Linked DNA regions of Homo sapiens: region 1 is linked to region 2. Evidence: chromatin loops called from intact Hi-C (ENCODE). Cell type or tissue: PC-9. All regions are shown on one strand. Region 1 overlaps LOC107986482 (a long non-coding RNA gene). Region 2 overlaps CPEB4 (cytoplasmic polyadenylation element binding protein 4).

What was found. A loop is a pair of places that touch in the nucleus more often than their neighbours do. Peaks named below come from ENCODE experiments on the same cell type or tissue, not always from the same donor. Only the 100,000 strongest peaks of a DNase experiment are listed, where the experiment ranks them.
Region 1: a loop joins it to region 2, with 7 times the contacts of the local background. A loop is called at or near these places in 9 of 110 quality-filtered maps.

Annotation. Positions count from the first base shown.
Region 1 is chr5:173,793,691-173,798,690 of GRCh38, forward strand. LOC107986482 (a long non-coding RNA gene) reads left to right here. Exons shown (of 2, transcript XR_001743004.2): 2 at 1-194. Among named protein-coding and RNA genes, the nearest start is that of LINC01485, 5.2 kb to the left of the region's middle. In PC-9, no CTCF peak of the experiment used is centred here; DNase peaks (open chromatin) are centred at 671 and 2,041; H3K27ac peaks cover 2,786 bases.
Region 2 is chr5:173,916,319-173,921,318 of GRCh38, forward strand. All of the region lies in intron 2 of CPEB4 (cytoplasmic polyadenylation element binding protein 4), which reads left to right. Among named protein-coding and RNA genes, the nearest start is that of CPEB4, 30 kb to the left of the region's middle. RefSeq lists an enhancer at 1,685-1,944. In PC-9, a CTCF peak has its summit at 2,425; DNase peaks (open chromatin) are centred at 1,893, 2,303 and 3,303; H3K4me3 peaks cover 3,074 bases; H3K27ac peaks cover 3,756 bases.

The sequences.
Region 1 (5,000 bases), 120 kb before region 2:
GAGCCTCAGAGAGGGAGTGGGCTTTGTCCGGCATCACGACAGCTGAAGCCCACAGGCTAGGATTTGAACCCAGATCCTGAAGACGCCAGGGCCTTTGCCCCTGTCCACTAGCTGTTGTGGCCTGCTTCACAACCATGTCTCCTGGCCCCCGCTCCAGGGCTCCATGACTGCTGATTAAAAGAACAGCTTTGCCATATGGTTTAACCTGATTTTTCCTCCTCCTTTTTCTTCCCCAGACTGCATGCCCAGGAAGGAGGCTGGGGCAATATGGACTGCACCTGAGCTAGCAGGACAGGGTGGGCAGGTGGGCAGGGCCGCAGACTTTGCTCCTTTTGGGAGATCCGTAGGCAGCTCCCCGGCGCTATGCCTACTGGGGCCTTCATGCTGGCATTTGGCCCAGTCAGGAAGTCTAGGCTAGGTGTGGCCTAGAAGACAGCATTGCCTCAAACCAACTCATGCCAGCGAGCACTGACTAGCCACCCACTCTGTGCCCAGCTCTGTGCTGGGAGCTTTGGAGGTTACTTCATGGAAATGAATCCCCTTAACAGCAGTGAAATGTAGGCAAGAGACCCATTGATTTGTTCATTCACTCATTCACACGTTCTTTACACCAAACTTTGCTGAGTACCACTTCATTCCAGAGAATACTGCCTCGGGCTCTACGATGGGCCAGGCATTGTGCCAGGCACTTGTGTTCCTATTTTAAAAGGTACTAAATCATAGTATGATATAGAGAGAAAGACTTTGAGGTCGATGGAGCAATTCGCTCAGAGGAGACCTGGGAAAGTTTGGAGAGGAGGTGAGATCTGGGCTGGGCCCTGCAGTAGCGGAGTTTGGGGTGGGGAAAGGGCATTCAGGCAAGGGTAACAGAGGCCAGGCAGCTGGATAACGAAGAGTGTGTTTGGGAACCAAGTGTTGACTGACCCTCTGGCACAGGGTTTCCCCCACAGGACAGTGGGGAGAAGGGTGGTTAGGAAGGAGGCTGGGAAAGTTGGTTCCCCATCTAGTCTTTGTGAGTGGCTCCCAAGGCCACCCGCCAACTTCTCTGACCCTCATTTTGCCATCCTGTGAATCAGATTTAATGACCCTCGTCCTGCCTGTATTATAGGGAGGTTTTGAAGGTCAAAGGGAACCCAGAGACTTTGCTATGCCGAGAGAGAGGTCACTTGCCCCTGGTTTTGCTTCCTTCCCAGGGGTGTGTGGGCCCCTGGGTTTCAATGGTTTCTTCAGGGCTGGCCTCCAGCCACACTCTGCCAGCCCCACAACCCCCACCCCAGGTGCTCCTGAAGGTCAAGAGTGTGTCCTGCTCATTTGCATCTGTGCATGGGGTAGGTGGTCAGAGCCCAAGTCAAGGAGTCAGCCTGATCCCCATTCAGGTGCACATTGCCCCGGCGGCCCCCGGCAAATCACTTTCATCTTTGAGCCTCAGTGTCCTCATAACGGGGCTGTTGTGAGCTGTGGTGAGCAGCAGGTGATACGGAGCTTGCATTCAGCCCCTGTGAACGACTTGCCGGGACTGCTCTAAGCAGGGACCTCACCACCCTTCCGGGGACATCCTGGAGCAGGAAGGCTCCTGCTGGTCCAGTTCCCAACTGACAATCAATTACTCAATCGCTCACTTTGTTCACTCACTCCATTCACTCACTCCTTCAACGAATGTTTACTGACCACCTTCCAGGCACCCAGCACAGCACTGGGTGCTTTGTTGTTGCAATGATTGAGACAAGGTTTTGAACCTCAACAGAGAACTTATAATTGAATTAAAATTGGCAGGCAATATGTGACTATGTGCCCCCTGGATGGGGCAGGTGGCAGTTGACAGTGCAGAGAGAGAAAAAGACACAGAAATTGTTAGGTTGGAGTAGGGTAGGGATATGCGTCAGGGAAGACCTCTCAGAGGGTGTGGCCTCCAGCAGAGTCTGTGGAACTCAGGAGGGTGGGGAGTGGAAGGTGGGCATTCCAGGTAAGGGAACTACCTGAGCAAACGTATGGAGGGAGGCATGCATGTGGCCATCAAACCTGCTTAGCTGGAAGGAATGGGTGGAACCTGGTTGTACAGGTGGCCAGGGCTGGGCAGCAGAAGGCCAGGAGACTGAGCACTTCCTGCAGCCTGGATTCCAGGGTGTTGACAGGAGGAGGCTGCAACACCAGCTAACTCAGAGCTCTGAGATGGTGAGGTAGGAGGGTGAGTGATGGGCTGGCCTCCCTGCCTGGCAGTCCTCCTGCCCCTTTAGATAGGATGCAGGGTGGGAAGAGCAGAGCTCCTGCCTCTGATTCACTGTGTAGGTCAATACTCAAGTAGGTCACTATGTTTCTCAGAGCCTTGGTTTCTAAACATGGAAAACTGGAGAGACTGGGCCAGATGGTCTCAATTGCCTTTCCAGCTCTAGGACTCTAGAATCTTCTTATTGTCAATTCTGCATCTGCCGTGGCAGTCCTGCCTATCCTGGCTTCTCAGCAATCACCCTCCCCACCAGCCGCAAGGTTAGCTTGTGCGCTCATGCTTGCTTCACGTGATCCTTCTCCTCCAACCTGGCTCTGGAATATTCCTGAACCTGGAGAGACACACTTCACAGCCAATCAGATGAATCCTTTGGAGAATTTAAACCAAGAGATCCAGGCTCTGGATCAATTAGATAGTGTTAGCCCTTCGATGCAAGGTTATAAGAAGAAGAAAGACTAGTGTTTGCTGAGCTTTATTTCGTTCTCACATCAACCCTGCAAAGTAAGCTCTGTTTGTATACCCATTTTATAGATGAGGAAATCAAGTTTAATGAAGGACCATGTTTGTCAGATTATGGCATGTAGCTGGTTACGATGCATCCCAATTCTCCAAGAAAAAAGTTTAAAGTAAAAATCAAAATATTTAGCTTTTAGAATATTTTAGTATAGCTTAGTATATATTAATGTACATATTTAGTATAGTTGAGTATAGTACATATTATATATACTAAAAATATACCAGAAGCTAAATATTTCCATTTTTAGTATATATAGTATATACTAAAAATAATTGTAAGGTATCTCTAGAGGAACCTATATTATTTTGTTTATGTAAATACTATATACCATGGACTGAAATTCCAATAGGAAATTCCAAATAAGTTCTACTAACTCTGAAACAAAACATTTCTTGGAACTGACACAGCAGATAAAGAATTTAAGGCGTGAAGTGAACATGGGTTTTATATATTGGGAAGGACATTCCCTGAGATCTTTTGAGCCTATATCTACCGTTAGCATCTGTTGGTTGACGTTTTCAGCACGGGCCTCTTCTCAGCAACATGGACACACGGGATAGATCGGTGGGGAAAGGAGGGATGTGGATGTAGTTTGTCTGCATTGCTGCAATTTGGCTGCAATGCTACTCCACTGGCACCTGCAGTAACAAAGTTCCATAGACAGAATATGACCTGGGTCTTTATCACTTGACTTTCCTGCCTCCCCCAGAGGTGGCTGAGGGCTGGACCAGATCTGAGCCCTGTACATTAAAATCCCAGGTGGGCTGAACTTCTGGAAAAGGAAGAAGAAAAAACCTACAGACAATGTGGATCTGCAGAGACAGTGATGGAGCATGTGATTGGAGAGAAGCAGGGCAGCACCCCAGGAGCCCCAGCGAGACATGGGGAGGACACTTTAGCTCTCTGGAAGCCCCGCCCACTTTCTGCAGCCTCAGTTGTGAGATTGCTTTGAATCTTGATGGCTAGTTCCCATTTATGTAAACTTTTCTTAGTAAAAGGTCATTTCTAGCAACCAGATAGTCCCTGATAAAGACCTCACTGTTATGACGATGTCTGTGTCCTATTAATTAAGATCCTGGGATATGCATCCTACTCCATAAACTTGACTGCATAAGAAATGTTACATTATTTTATTTCCTTGAGGTCTAATTAAATCTGACCCCGACTCCACGTTCTTGCTGAGGTAGCTGAAAAATTGATCTCAGTTGTGAGATGAGATGGGGGGGACCTCTCTTATTTTATATTTTTTTGAGACAGAGTCTCACTCTGCCACCCAGGCTGGGTGCAGTGGTGCCATCTCAGGTCACTGCAACCTCTGCCTCCCAGGTTCAAGGGATTCTGTTGCCTCTTGTGAGGATCCAGTGACAAAGTGGACATAAAATCCAAAGTGGAGTAGCTTGGGACTACAGGTGTGTGCCACCACACCCAGCTAATTTTTGTATTTTTTAGTAGAGACAGGGTTTCGCCATGTCGGCCAAGCTGGTCATGAACTCCTGAGCTCAAGTGATCCCCCTCCTGAGCCTCCCAAAGTGGTGGGATTACAGGCGTGAGCCACCCGCGCCTGGCCCAGGACCCCTCTTCTTCAGGGCAATGCACCATCTGTGAAGCTCCCACCTGAAATCAGTCTTCAGTCCAACCTTGCAGACTTGGCTACTGCTGATCTTCTCCTCATCCCTTCTGTGGGGGCCCCTATAGGTAGGCATCTATTGTACTGCTGTGCCAGGGTCTAGCCTCCCTGAATTAAATGTGCCACTCAGCCATTTCCATTGGTCACTGAAGTTTCCACCCCCACCCAGTCCTGGTCAGTCTCCCTCTGTCTCACTGCACTCAAAGGCACTTGGCTCTCTCCCTCCCCTGCAGCATAATAACTCAAGTTCAGGCTTTTACTCAAAGCCAGAGGAGGCAGCCTGTCATTGAGTACCTTCTAGTAGCATGGGGCTAGTTTGTACTGGAGGAAGGAAGAGGGAGTATAGGAGCACAGAAAGGAAAGGCAACACCCCACTGGTCATCATGGCAATCAGCTAGGGTGTTCCTACTGGCCACAGTACCCACTGCTTCTGGAAACCTCTCTTTTCCAGAAGGCCCCTGTGGCCATGGAACATAGATCCCCCACTGACATTTGAGTGGGTTCCTGAAGTTATTGCCTGCAGCACAAGATCCATTTGCTCCGAGCAGTGAGAGATGGAGAGGGAGCAACTGGGCCCTAGAGCCGGGTGGTCAGCATGAGGCTCCAGCAGGATCCTGGCGGGTGGTGGCTTT
Region 2 (5,000 bases):
AGTTTCAGGCATTTCAAGTACTTAATTTGAATGTAAGCAATAATGATTGCATTCAGAAATGCAAGTTGTTTAAAGTGCCAGTCTTTTACATATCCCCATGGTGCCCAGGAAACCTATTGCATATGTAGAGGAAGTAGTGGAAGCATGTTATACATCACTGCCTCACGTGTTTCATGCATCGCTTTATTTTAAGAGCTATGGATCTACTCCAAAAATGCTATGTATTTAATTCCTGACTGCCAAAGGTGTTGTGACCTTGCATTTTAAAACACTTTCATATTTTTTCTTGCTTTATCTACGTGTTAAATTTAGAGACCCTTCCCTGACTATTTTTCATTGCTGTAAATTTGTTTGAAACAAATGCTTAAATGAGTGGGCAAGTGATGATTCCATCTGTGCTTCTTTTCTTTGTTGCTAAGCAAAAGAATTTATAATAACCTTTCTAGAAGAAAATCATGAAACTCAAGTTGAAAGTTTAGTACACAAAGCTTGTTTCATCAGTTTTATAAAAGTTTTTTTTATATCATTGTAAGAGAGTGGCTGTGGGGATTATTTAAATTCTGTATCTTTACAGTTGGGATAGAATTTAGTGCTACTTAAAAATATGTAATAAATAATAGGAAACCTTAACTTTTCTTTCGATACACCATTTTACTAATATTCCTATATTCCAAATTGCAGTCACTTAGTTGACTTAGAGAACACATGTTGTATACTGGTAGAGAGGCATTAGAACAAGTATTTTATACAGATACTGACTCTGTGCAGGCTGAAATAGCTCTGGAAACCTGCTATGAGAGTTGCTAAATTTTGTCACTTATTTATTTCATATGTTATAAATTTGAAGTAATTTGGGAATAAATAATTTTTTTTCAAAATGAAAGGAAGTCCTACTAAAATAGGTTCTGTTGCTTTAATATTAGAATGATTTATTTCAGGTAGGAATGGTGGGGAGAGTATATAATTTCTTACAGTATTTAACCTTTTTCTATTTAAATTGGTTTGCCTGTGGCAAAATAAGAACAGATTACTGGTACCCTAACCTCCAACCTTTTTAAAGGATTAGATGGACATTTTCCTTTAAGGGACATTTAATGGGGCAGATTCAAAGTACCATAAAGAAGAAGTGGATAGGCTGGGCGTGGTGGCTCACGCCTGTAATCCCAGGGCTTTGGGAGGCCAAGGTGGGTGGATCACCAGGAGTTCAAGACCAGCCTGGCCAACATGGTGAAACCCGTCTCTACTAAAAATGTAAAAATTAGCAGGGCGCGGTAGCGGGCGCCTGTAATCCCAGCTACTTGGGAGGCTGAGGCAGGAGAACCGCTTGAACCTGGCAGGCGGAGGTTGCAGTGAGCCAAGATCAAGCCATTGCACTCCAGCCTGGGCGACAAGACTGAAACTCCATCTCAAAGAAATAAAAAAGAAGAAGAAATGGATAACGCAAACCAGTTAATTTTACTCGGATTTATAATCAAATTTCTCCTTCCAAGTAAATTATTAGTGTGTGGTATCAAATGTGTCTGGCGAATTGAGGGATCTTTAAATATCATTAAGTCTTTAAGACTCAGAGTCGGCCGGCAGCTGCCTGCGTGTCTGGCTGAAGCCTTCCTGAACTAGGCTGGCTCTTTCTTGCTCGGTTTGGATGATACCAAGTAATTCAAAGTAGCGTAACAGGGGAGTGACTTAAGTCTCCTAAGAATTAGAAAGTTGCCTTAATTCTCAAAGCCTCATAAGTAATGGAGGACGTTAAATAGCAAAGAGTATAATTTAAACTGGGCTACAATTAAATGTGTGTGTGGCTATGTAGGAATGAAGCGTGTTTCTTCTCCTCCTGTACTCTCCCTCTCTTGACTGCGGAAATGGAACATCCTAAACAGTCTTTCTCTTGCCTTGGCTTAGCTGTGCTGTAGGATGGGACCTGGGCTTCTGTGTTGAGGTAACTTCTATTGTGAGGAAGAAGAGGGCGAAATTGTGTGGCATGATTTTTTTGTATGAAAAGTGAAGGGCCTATTCTTAATTTTGAACAACTGCCTGCTTTCTGATTTACTTTTGATCCGGATTTGTTGGATTCCTCACTGTACTGTGTAGGTTGAGCTTACAAAGGTGTGGATTTTGAGCAGTGCGATTACCCCCTTTCAGATTTGGGGTTGCTGTTGTTTTTGTCTTTGGGTTTTTATAAGGCGGGGAGGGTAAGGGGAAATGCCTAGGAAAGAAAATCATGTGATGTATGTGAATGCCGACATCGTCATAGGATCGGACTGAAGCCTTTCTCCCTCTAGCCTCTGAATGGAAACCAACTCAGTTCAAACTAAATGCATCTTGTGCATGGGCCAGATCCTCATCTGCCCCGTTTACTTACATAACACATACTAGTCAATCGAAAATAGTGATCCTCTGCCCTCTACCTGCCACACATTCGTGATTGAATATTTAACCCTTGTTTTTATTTGGTCTGAAAATCAAATAAGCAGTTGCCACAAAGGGGGAATTTGTCTTATGTCATCCATGATGTGGGTCCGTAATTACTTAAGCAGCCCCTTTATCTTAATCCTGAACATTGAACACAAGGAATCCTATTTTGAGGCCATGAAAATCGGTTATCGTTTTATTCTTTGTTACCTGAGTGAGAGGTGAGGGTAACGGTGGGCGAGTAGATGGGGGAAGTATTATAATAGTAAACTTTTAATGTTATTAGAAGGTTAAACATACATTTAAAAGATTTTTTTAATACATAATTTTTTCTTTTCAGTTGTAGTAAAGTTCCCTTATAATATGGTTATTATGACTTAATATTGTTTGACATACATTCAGGGCAGGGATTTAACTATGTGTGGTAGATAAAAACTTAGAGATAAATAAGAAAACAAGCAACAATCAGGTAACAAATTAACAAGTACTTTTCTTTAATGTTTTGCTTTGTCATATTAAGTTTTGTGTACAATTTAAGCTTATGTTTTACCATCTGGACAGGCAAAAATAGTAATCTCCACTCAGAAATGAAATCAGAATGACAATTAAGTAGTAAGATTTTCAGACTTTGTCCACAGTTTGTCAATGATAAATATTAGGGACCTTCCTACTGTAAAAAAGAGAAGGGGCCCCACAATATTTATGGGGATACATGTCATTCATGTGCCACATCTAAATTAATAGAGTGTATTGTGCACCTTTAATAGTGTCACTTGGTTTTTCTGTTTTCCTTCTATAATAAAATTCTATAGAGGTGACTCTTGCTGTCTCATTTCCTGGCAGCTACAAAAACAGCCCAAATATCTGCTTAATAAAAAAGCCCTTTGTTGTCTATGAAGGTCTTAAGGCTTTCCTTGATCTTGTTATATAATCCATGACGATGTTATTTGCTGACTTTGGGGGAGGGGAAGAAATGCCACCTGATTCATAGTTGTCATAAAAATATCCAAGATTCTCTGCATTTAGTTTAGCAACAGGAACGAGGGAACAGTTCACAATTGTGCCACAGAATTATTACTTCCCAAAACTCCTGCATGGACTTTCTACCTGAATGTTGTATGCAGTTGATTCATTTATCAACTGTATGTGCCTGGATTGTGAATTTCTTGTTTTTCCCCCTCACATTACCATTATCCTTACTACCAAAACTAAAAAGGAGGAGAGAGAAAATTCTCTGAAATTGTTCTTGCTTAGCCCTGTACAATTAGCCATACAATTTGTAAAAGGAATACTTTTTAAGAAGGTTTAAACTAGTCACTACTTTTCAAATCAGACATTGAGATGGTCAGGCTGCCTCTGGGCTTCATTATTTTATCTAATTGACTGATTCTGAATTCAGTCCTACACCACTGCACTCAGTTCTAAAAGCAAGGCTTTGTTTTATTCTGGGTATTACCTGGTAACCAGTCAATTAAGAACATTAGTGGAACTCTGAAGGGAAAGCACTTCCATAATCTCTTTGGAATCCAGTTGGGTTGATGCCAGTTGCTGTGTATTGGAAAAGAGAAGGAGGAATCAACCAATTAGAGCCCCCTTTTAGTGCTTGAGAAACCAACAATAAAGAGCAAGTCTTAATTCTGAAGAGCAGCCCTGATTAATTGAAATATAAATAACTTTTAAAAATCTAACTTCTGCTGGCTATAATATTCCAAATAATAAATGTCTGGCATGGTTGACTAAATAGAGGTATTTAAACCAGCTGCCTGATTTCTTTATTGTAATGATCGGAAGTTGTTAGCATATAACAGACTTTTCCAAATGTTACGAAATAAAAGGAGAAGTGTTCAGGGTTGTGTTCAAACCTGGTTTGGCCACTAGTAGTGCCTTAGATTGGTCACTTCTCTCTAGACCTCAATTTCCTCACCTGTAAACGGAGGGGTTGAACTTAATGATCTTTACATTACCATCAGCAATTCAGTCTTACATTACAAAACTGGAGGTACAGTTTTATATTTTAAAACTGAAGGTTTTTATGGTGTAATGACTGAAAGTAGCCCATGAATATCATGTGATTCTGGGTGTGGCAGTATTTCATATGGAGTAGTTTGTATAAGGGCTATAATCAGAGATCAGATTTAGTCGGTTGAGTGAAGGCTTTGGGTCTAAACTACATCTTTTCTTTTTGAGATAGGCCTAAAAATATTATGTTTAGAAAACAGTTGTTTAAACTTGGCCTCGTGAAATGTTTTTGTTCTCCATTTGTGAACCATGGGCCTCTTCAGCCATGGGAATTATTTGATAGAGCCTGTGAACCCATTAGTGACCAGGCATTCCAGTTAGATGATAGATGTCACTTGTGTATGCATGATTATCTTCCAAAAGCATGTGGATGCTGATGTAATGCAATTAAAATACATTTAAAGGTGTTGCTGAGTTCATAGTAGCCTTCTGATATTAAGATTTTTTTTTGTTTTTGTTCTGTTTTACTTAGGGTAGAGACAGGGGTAGGAGTCTTCAGTTATTATTATGGAGGAAAGCCTCTCTGAAATATTTTGATCAAAGTAGGTCTTAATAGTTATTACAACAGATTA